Regions from separate parts of the Homo sapiens genome. Here region 1 is linked to region 2. A link is a contact called in ENCODE Hi-C data. All regions are on one chromosome and are shown on one strand. The core of a region is the stretch at or near the end of the contact, and the rest is flanking DNA. Distances in the headings are between cores, read along the strand shown.

Region 1 (4,960 bases), core at 1,018-3,517, 3.8 Mb after region 2:
GAGACCCTCCATCCCTAGCCTACTGACAGCTGACAGAGAAGAAAAGTGGGTACCGCCGCCCCACCACTCTTTAGGAGGCTGAACATCCTGGGAGCTAGGGGACCTGCTACTAGGAGGAAACTCTAGGAGGAAAGCAAGCAAATGTCTGGGGAGAGACGCCAGGATCTGCATGTGAGTGTGTCAGATGGACATGTGGCTAGAATCCTTTTGCTTAAGTTTGCAATTCAAAGAAATACAGGGGCCGGACGCAGTGGCTCACGCCTGTAATCCCAGCACTTTGGGAGGCCAAGGCGGGCGGATCACCTGAGGTCAGGAGTTCAAGACCAACATGGTGAAACCCCGCCTCTACTAAAAACACACAAAAAATTAGCCGGGCGTAGTGGCGGGCACCTGTAGTCCCAGCTATTCGGGAGGCTGAGGCAGGAGAACGGCGTGAACCCGGGAGGCGGAGCCTGCAGTGAGCTGAGATCGCACCACTGCCCTCCAGCCTGGGCGACTGAGCGAGACTCCGTTTCAAAAAAAAAGGAAAAAAGAAATACAGAAGATAGAGCCTGTTTGTGCCTGCACACCTGAGAGCAGGCCACGGGAACATGAGATTGATGTCTTTAATCTTGTCAGAACGGATAGACATTGGGGCAAAGAAATGAGTACGGTAGAGAAATGTGGCAACATAGTCGGCATGGGGGGTGGGGTGGGGTCTGCAGAATACGTGGCCAAATCTCAATGGGACACTGGTGTCTAGGGAGCTTCCTTAACAAGCATCATGTAGCTGCATAAACTACAGCAATGGGCAGTGAGGAAGAAGACTGTAGGCTTCCCTGATCATGGCCTTTCGCCTCTCCTTCTTTGTCCATCATCAGAGGAGCTACCGCAGAGGAGACCTGGAGAGAAAGAAGTGTGTGAAGGGTGTGCCTGGTGCCCAGCCCTCAGTTCTTCAGGCTGCACTGCCAAAGGGAGGAAAATTGCACTGCGAAAGGGAGATGGACATGAGATTCAACTTTTAAAGTAAAGTTAAATGAGTCTTAGAAACCAAAATGAGACTAGTTGAAAAAGTGACAATGTTAGAAAAATTAAGTCACATAGCCAAGACGTGAACAGATGTTTCCCAGGGGGAAAAAGAGGCTTTAGCGAACAAAGAATAGGTAGGTATTACAAAAACGCAACTGTTTACACACACACACGTGTGTAAATATGTGTGTATACGTGTGTATGTGTACAGTTGCATTTTTGTAATACCTCCCTAATCTTTATATATATACTTATATAAATATAAATGCAAATAATATAAATATTATTGTTGCACACACACATATATATGATGATAGAGGATGTAGCATGTAGGATAAACCTTGAGAAATGGGTTGGAATGTCGGCAATACCAAGTCGGGAATCAGGAATTCAGGAGAAGAGCTTGAACAAAAAGGGCAAAGACAGTACAGACTTACCGCGGGGAAGTACAAAACCATTCTAGAGGACCACGTCGAAGTCCACATGGACAGAAACATTAGGGTGTTAAAGGGGATGATAAGGCTTGGATGGGCAGTTTGCTTCAAATAGTGGCGGTCATTGAAGTCAGGCACAATTTCTATTTTTTTTCCCCACTGTAAACCTAACCCACGGCGGTTGGTCAAAGTCTTGCCGAATAAAAAAAAAAAAAAAAAAAAAGAATTAAGTGACTGGACTGCCAAGCTGTAGAGCCTCTATTAAGCAATGTACAGCCAGGAAAGGATACCTTAGATGAGAATGACATGGGTAGAGGGGTGTTTCAGGAACATGGCTAAAGAGCCTCGCTCCCAGCCTCAGCCGGGAGGCTGAATAAAGGACAGTAGCAGGATCACTCCAGCCTTTGAGGACACTTTTGGAAACCCTGGTGGATTCCCAGCATCAACACTTACTGAGGGCTGCTTTCCATCCCTAGGTTCTTTCCGGCATTTGTAATTTCCAATCCACTTAGGACACTTCTACTCCTCAGAAACCGTTTCTGTCGGGGCCGTGAGAGGAGACAGTATAAGACTTCCTGGACCCAAGGGACGCCGGGTCCCCTGGAAGCGCCCATCGCATTGAAGACCACGTGTGCCTTGCTGGGGTCCCATTCAGACAAGTCCCGGGTCGTTCGCTCATCGCCCTCCACGCGACCAGGGGGCGCCCGCGGTATCGGCCCGGCTAGTTCGCAGGCGTGCGCCTTCCCTCACTGCGCCGGAACGGGCCACGTTCTCGGACCCAGAAGCCGCGTCAGAATTCCACGCTGGCCAATCGGAACTGTCCATGTACTACTGGGGGCGGGGCTGCCAAGGGAGGAGGAAGATGGCGGCGGGGGCGAGGTGAGGTGTTGGCAGTGGAAAGGGGTTCGGGCTCGGGGGGCGGGGGGACGCGGAGCGATGGCCCGCGCCGGCCGCAGGGGCGGATAAAAAGCCGTCGCGCTGCGGGAGTGGGCGGGAGGGAGAGGGGGTGTCTGAGGGCCACAAGAGTATGACGGGGCTGTACGAGCTGGTGTGGCGGGTGCTGCACGCGCTGCTCTGTCTGCACCGCACGCTCACCTCCTGGCTCCGCGTTCGGTTCGGCACCTGGAACTGGATCTGGCGGCGCTGCTGCCGCGCCGCCTCTGCCGCGGTCCTAGCGCCGCTCGGCTTCACGCTCCGCAAGCCCCCGGCAGTCGGCAGGAACCGCCGTCACCACCGGCACCCGCGCGGGGGGTCGTGCCTGGCAGCCGCACACCACCGGATGCGCTGGCGCGCGGACGGTCGTTCCTTGGAGAAGCTGCCTGTGCATATGGGCCTGGTGATCACCGAGGTGGAGCAGGAACCCAGCTTCTCGGACATCGCGAGCCTCGTGGTGTGGTGTATGGCCGTGGGCATCTCCTACATTAGCGTCTACGACCACCAAGGTGAGGCCCGGTGCGGTGGTGGGGGGTGGCCGAGGCGTCTTGGACCGCTAGACCGCTGGTCTGGCGGGTGGTGCCCATGGCACGAGTTGCCGCGGCCTCTCTGCAAATCACAGCGCTAGCGCTTTCGAGGAAGGGAGATCAGCTTTATTGAACACCTACTAATTCTCTGGATTTGACTCAGTAGCTTTTTAACATTTTAAAAATATCCCTTGGCCGGGCGCGGTGGCTCATGCCTGTAATCCCAGCACTTTGGGAGGCCGAGGCGGACGGATCACCTGAGGTCGGGAGTTCGAGACCAGCCTGACTAACATGGAGAAACCCCGTTTCTACTAAAAATACAAGTTTAGTCGGGCGTGGTGGCATATGCCTGTAATCCCAGCTACTAGGGAGGCTGAGGCAGGAGAATCGCTGGAACCCGGGAGGCGGAGGTTGTGGTGAGCCGAGATCGCGCCACTGCACTCCAGCCTGGGCAACAAGAGCGAAACTCTGTCTCAAATAAGTAAATAAATAAATAAAAATAAATAAAAAATCTCTTATTCGTTATAATACTGCAGTAATGTAGATGGTATTTGTATACCCTTGCCAAGGTTTAAAAACATTAACTGATTTGCCCAAGGCCACAAGATCGTAATGGGGCCACAAAGATCGGAATGAGGATATTGGAATTTTAGCCATTCTGTGCTTTTTCACAATCTTTGCCTTTGGTTACACCACACTGTTTCTTTAAGAGAGCTTCCAGGCGCTGTTCTTAAGTCGCAGTGAGGCTATAGAGGACTTAGGCATGGGCTGTGTGATAGGTACTGCAAATGGGAGCGGTGGGGGTCAGGTGGTATTTGAACTGGGTTTATGAAAAATATGTGAGAGATTGGATAGGCAGAAAAGAAAATGGTCCCTTTCTGTCTTGGAAGGCTGGGATGGTTTGTGATCCTTCATCATCAGTGCCCAACACAGTACTTGATAGAATTGTCCTCTCATATGTTTTGATTGAGGGAATGAATTTCACCATAGGGAGTTTTTGTAAGTACAAAAATTCAGTACTTATTGGGTAGCTACAAACCTAAAGCACTGTGCTAGGCATATTCCTTGGAATCTTGCATTTAATTCCATGGACTCTCAGGCTTGTTAGGAGGTAGGCACACACTCACATATTTGACATGGTTAATAACAAGAAGTGTTGAGAGTAAAATTACTATTGTGAGAAGAGAGGAGAGAAATTGTGAATGAAGGAACTTGAGAAGTTCATGCAGTGGAGGTGGGATTTAAGCAGGACCTTGAAGAATAGGTAGGAGATAAGTTGAGGAATACTCAGGTTTGGGATGTCAGGTTTGATTTTCAATCAGATCTTGAAAGCATTGGAATTTCTTTAAAGATGTGAGAAGAATGATTTAAGAGTATTGGTATGAAGGGAAGAAAACAAAAGTTTTATTCTCTGTTCAATAAATTACCTGTGTGCTCTAGAGAGGCATACATCTTTGTCAGATTGGTAAATTTAAGTGCAGGGTTTTGTCAGAAAGGGAAGGCATAGGCCAGACAGTAACGCTTACAGGCTGATCTCTGATTGCCCTATCATCTTTCCTGCAGCCCGCAAGGAACATGATGACGCAGTAGCCTGTCATCACCAAATGATGATTTGCCCTATAGGGTAAAGTTTGATATATTCAGAGACTGACATTTATGGAACTTGCTAAAGAACTCAGCAGACCAATAGAAATCATGAGACTGTTAGGAGATGACACAATCCATGCCTAAACCAATGCAACCAGTTTTGCTTGGGGAAAAAAATAGGTGAAGCAAAAGTGGACATAAAGGCATTAAGCAACGTGGTGGATTGATGTACAGCCAGGTGATTCTTTTAAAGCAAGTATCTTTATCTTCCAGTAGGGAAGGAAAATGTATAGCTAAATTGTTTGACTTGATGACCGTGCCTACTAGTACAGACTATAATGTTGCCACATTTCCTTGTTTCTGCAAGTCCTGTGTTTAAATTGCTGATGTGATTCAGAAGTATCCTGTGTCATAGTTGCTAAAAGAAAAATGATTAGTAATTAAAAGGAAGAAGTAAGCTAAGCCAAGTTT
Region 2 (5,038 bases), core at 1,250-3,749:
AGCGGCCGCCGGCAGCGCCCCCAAGGAGCCTCCGCCTGCCACTTGCTGGGGACTGTCGGCTTTCCAGCTACCGTAGAATGCGCTTGCGTATCAAAAAGAAATCATCTTTCTACTGTAAACTAGAGACCGAGACCGCTCGTGGGGAGGGAATCTATGTGTTTACACTTTTTTTTTTTTTTTTTTTTTTTTTTGCCCCGGAGCTGCTGCGGGAATTGATTGGCTCCCTTGCGCCCCTGACGCTGGGACTGTCCCCCCGCCGCGCCCCGCCCGCACCCCGCCCGCACCCCGCCCCCTCGCGCGGCCATCTGCTTCGCAGTCTGTCTCCCAGTCTCTCACTCGGCCCCTCTCCCCTCCACCACTCCCAGCCCCCGTCTCCCCCACCGTCACCCCCCAGCGCCGGCTCCGCCTCTTCCCCCTCCCCGGCCCAGTGCTCCGAATCTTCCCCGGCCGTTGCCAGGGAGACCAGCCGATACCAGGCAAATAGGCGTACCAGAAAGAAAAGGGGGGAAAGCTACACGGCAGCCTGGTAACAAAGGAGCAATAAAAGCAGCCCCCAAATGGAGGGCTAAGGACGCGTCTGGGAGAAAATCTGAAAGCGAGCTAGCAGTCACCCCAATTTAAAATAGGAGGGGGATGCGGAGGAAGGGGCATGATTCACGTTGGGGGTGGGGGGAAATCAAGAGCCTTAAATGGGCTTTTGGGAATCGCCTGGATGGTGGTGTCGGATCAGCCCAGTTGGCTTTTCAAGTTGGAACTGCTAATACAAGGGATTTGCGTCCATCCTGGCGGCTGGGGTCGTGGGCCAGGCCAGCGGGCTCTCTTAAGGGTAATAACACGTTTGCTGGCAAGATGCATTTCTACGGAAACGTCTTTACATCAGCTCTGGGGAATATGACCATGGTCGAATAATGCATCTGAAGGAACTGGACAGTGAGAAGACGAAGCTTCACGTAACAATGTTCAGCTTGGTGATTTTTAAAGCAACGCTTGAACAAAGAGTTACTGGCTTGAACCAACCGTCTTTTTCACTCAGAGTGTGACCTATTTCCCTACAATGAGCAGAAAATAAAACTGTTTGAGAATTCAGAGCCAGCACCAGGAGAAATGAACCATTCCCTCGACTGCTTCTCACCTTCATAAGCGAAAGATTATTCCTTGCAAGATCACCAAATGTAAACGAGAAAAGGTGGTCTGATTTTGCCACGAGTGAAAACTTTGGGAAGAAAATGCTTATTAAGCTGTTTCCTTGGTTCCCCTCACCCCTCATACTTTAAGTCAGTGCCTTGTCTCTCACGCACAAAAAGCGTCTGGTACTTCGGTGGCAAGGAGTGCAGTGACAGATGGAGGTATCCTGTGTACCATTATAGAAGGTTTTCCTCTAACCCAAGTTAGACTTGGAGAGCTCAGGGATCTTGCTATCTCTCAACATACAGAACATTTCTCCTTAGAACTGCAATCCGGTTTAGAATGTCATCGTTGCTGCTGCCTCCCTTCCTTTCAGGAGCACATTCGCCTGCGTGCGCACTCACACACACGTTCAAAAAGAGTCCATTCGATTCTGGCAGTAGGCTGAAAACGATCCATATTGACGCGAATAACATCCCAACTGTAAATATGGATTCGTCTACTCGAGGCTGTGTCTCATTTCACCATAGAGGAAAATTATGTCATTTAAAACAGTGATAAAACGCGAAGAGTTTCGATCTTCTGTAAATGGCTCTCACTTTGAATTGTGGGGGAAAAAAATCACTAATTGGGAATAGCCAGAGAAGGGGGAATTTGTTGAGCGCCCAAGGCCAATCTCAAAATATTTTATTTCATGCCAATGTGGGAGAGGGAAGGGAGTGTGGCTTCGCTGTTTGCCGCTTTTGCATTTTCCACATCTGGCCTACAGACCTAATTCTAACTTGCGATCTCGCTTGATGAAATTCGATCTTCGTGGTTTAAATACCTTTCAATTTGGGACGATTTAACCATTGCAGCAGTTCAAAAAACAAACCCTGAGCATTATCTGTAAAACCAATATGGAAAAAAGAAAGAAAACATGCTGCAAACACACAAATCGCAACCATTGTCTTTAACACTCGCATACACACACATACACATAAACACACGGAAAGATGGGGGAGGGGAGCGAGTGGAGAGAGAGAGACACACGGATATAGACCGACGAGAGTCAATGCGAGTCAAGTTAACGCTTTCTCCGCCCCGATGCACAAGTACCCCCCTCCCGTGTTAATTAATTCCAAACAAAGCAAGCCAATCAAGAAATGCATTATTATTTTCAAGCAGAGAGAGACGAGTGCCATGTATTTTTTAATTGATTTATTTATTTGGAGGACATTAATTCTCGGTCTGAGGCTGATTTTCAAACCGTTTGCAAAGCGCGGCTCCATTGTTCGCCAGGCGCGCAGACCCCGCCCCCTGCTTTGTGTGCGGCGCGCGGATTGGCCGACGCGCGCGGGGGCCGCGTCAGCGCCCGCGAGCCCATTCATCTGTGCACTTGGGCGTTGGACCCCGCATCTTATTAGCAACCAGGGAGATTTCTCCATTTTCCTCTTGTCTACAGTGCGGCTACAAATCTGGGATTTTTTTATTACTTCTTTTTTTTTCGAACTACACTTGGGCTCCTTTTTTTGTGCTCGACTTTTCCACCCTTTTTCCCTCCCTCCTGTGCTGCTGCTTTTTGATCTCTTCGACTAAAATTTTTTTATCCGGAGTGTATTTAATCGGTTCTGTTCTGTCCTCTCCACCACCCCCACCCCCCTCCCTCCGGTGTGTGTGCCGCTGCCGCTGTTGCCGCCGCCGCTGCTGCTGCTGCTCGCCCCGTCGTTACACCAACCCGAGGCTCTTTGTTTCCCCTCTTGGATCTGTTGAGTTTCTTTGTTGAAGAAGCCAGCATGGGTGCCCAGTTCTCCAAGACCGCAGCGAAGGGAGAAGCCGCCGCGGAGAGGCCTGGGGAGGCGGCTGTGGCCTCGTCGCCTTCCAAAGCGAACGGACAGGTAAATTCTACCTGTGGTTGTGGTCATTTATTTCGTGTCTTTCTCTCCTTCCCTCCTGGTGGCTCCCAAGGCTCATTCGTGGAGAGGAGTGTGGCTGGATTCTAGTCTGAAAGTTGAATGGAAATGGATAGCCTAAATTGTGGATTTTTCATAGCCGGGGTCCCCCCACACCAAAGGAGTGGTTCCTTAGAATCCTGGAGAATTCTTGAGTAGACGGGAGGAAAGGAGTGATAAATCGTCTAAAATGGCGTGGTTTGGAGATTGGCAGAACGTGACTAGCTAGGTGCCCTCCTTCCCCCGCCCCCAGCCAGGTTTCATTTGTGTTTGGGGGCACAATGGTGTTTGGGTGTCTCTCGGGTTTGTTGTCGAAGCTGGATTGTCTTCGAGATTTCTGAACTGGTGGTGTGATTGTGTGTGGCGGGGGGGGGAGTCGGGAAAGGGGGGCGCAATGGGGATGGTGGTGGAGAAAGGCGAGGAGGGAAAGGCTGTCTTATTGTATGCCGCGGCGGCGTGCCCTGGGTTCTTGGAAAGGTGGCTGGCTGGGGCCAGACAGAGGGCTTCGGTACCTTTTGATGAGGCTTTCCCACTGTCCTAAATCTTTATTCGTAGCTGTCTGTGGAATTACACATCCATTTGATTTTTAAATGGTATCTGTGGGGTGGGAACACTCGGTGGGTCCTTTAAGAACCTTTCCAGATGGTCAAAAAGAGGCGGTTCGTGCCTTTCGGTCGGGATTGTTCTTGTGCGTGGCGCCTCGACCACCCGCGAGGGGCCGCCCGGCGCTGCCCGGACCCAGGCAGATAGCCACGATTGGGTGGACCCGAGAGGTCGGCCATGGGTGGCTGCTTCGCAAACACTGGGCACCCACCACGCCTCTTTTCCTAGAGAAGAGATCGTGTCGCTTCGCCTGCTCTAACCTACTGGGGAAAGCGAGGTCTGCCAAGAGGCTTTAAACCCGTTAAAAATGCAAAATGAGCCGCCGAGGCGCGCCCAGGCTTCGCAGAATCGCAGGGGAAGGTGGGCGTGGAAGCAGAGGCGAGACCTCAGAAATAATGGGTTTCCCCCTGCCTTGTTGGTTTCAGCCCGACCGGCAGGCCAGGAAACCACCTGAGCTTTGTTTGCGGACTGTTGGGCTGCGCGATCCGGGCTCGGGGGCGCCTCGGCCTGCGGGCAGGGCCCGGCTGGGCAGGGCGGGGTGGCCCGGCGACTCCGCCCCTCCTCGCCTGCCTGCGCCCAACGCGGCGCGGTGGAGGCACAGCGCCCCCTGCCGGTGCCAAAGGCCTGGGTGGGCGCAGGAGCTCGGAGGGCCCCGCGCGGGCGCTCCTGGCTCGAGTGCTGTGATCCCCCTGGGAATTCCTGGTATTTTGAAGAGGCCTTTATGTATTTAGGGCGAAAGAGGGATGTGAAACGTAGGCGCGAACCACCAGCTCTGGCTCTGTGCCTTCTTCCAAAGGGCGTTTGCTGTGTCAACTAGTCCCTGGCACCTTTTTTCCCCCAAGCCCCCGATAAAGCGAGGGCTGGCATGGTTAGCCTTTGCTTGCTACGTTTCGGACTTCGTCTTTAGGGCACTTGCTGAATGGCTGGGAGGCCATTGCCGTACTTGGGGGCTACAGTTGTGTTTTCGGGGGGTCTCCAGGCAGCGGTGCCCATTTCCTCGTTCGTGGGGCTCTCTTCTGGGCATCCACCCGCGCCTCCCTCCCCACAACGGCGGGGGTGGGGTCTCGATGGCCACAGGGGCCTTAGGGGGAAGCGGGGCACTCCCGGTCCAGGGCTGGGGGCGGGAATGGCGGCGCCCCGGCCGCTTCAGTGACGCTCCCGCTTTCTCTGCCCCTTAGGAGAATGGCCACGTGAAGGTAAACGGCGACGCTTCGCCCGCGGCCGCCGAGTCGGGCGCCAAGGAGGAGCTGCAGGCCAACGGCAGCGCCCCGGCCGCCGACAAGGAGGAGCCCGCGGCCGCCGGGAGCGGGGCGGCGTCGCCCTCCGCGGCCGAGAAAGGTGAGCCGGCCGCCGCCGCTGCCCCCGAGGCCGGGGCCAGC

Evidence for each region. Hi-C counts contacts between places; a loop is a spot of excess contacts on that map. Pooled maps may share reads with other maps.
Region 1: a map with no recorded cell type shows a loop between it and region 2 (8-fold over the local background). The contact joins the promoter of NUS1 here to the promoter of MARCKS in region 2. A Hi-C loop is called at or near these places in 2 of 37 single-sample maps with no recorded cell type and 7 of 50 pooled maps.

What each region holds. Positions count from the first base shown.
Region 1 is chr6:117,673,202-117,678,161 of GRCh38, forward strand. It overlaps NUS1 (NUS1 dehydrodolichyl diphosphate synthase subunit), which reads left to right and starts at 2,268. Exons shown (of 5, transcript NM_138459.5): 1 at 2,268-2,884. The coding sequence starts at 2,470. It overlaps LOC101927919 (a long non-coding RNA gene), which reads right to left and starts at 2,083. Exons shown (of 3, transcript NR_110854.1): 1 at 1,896-2,083; 2 at 1,446-1,634; 3 at 1-881.
Region 2 is chr6:113,854,846-113,859,883 of GRCh38, forward strand. MARCKS (myristoylated alanine rich protein kinase C substrate) reads left to right here and starts at 2,500. Exons shown (of 2, transcript NM_002356.7): 1 at 2,500-3,002; 2 at 4,838-5,038. The coding sequence starts at 2,901. RefSeq lists silencers at 255-464, 4,047-4,376 and enhancers at 1,255-1,314, 1,335-1,384, 1,655-2,200, 2,201-2,744, 2,532-2,581 and 1 more.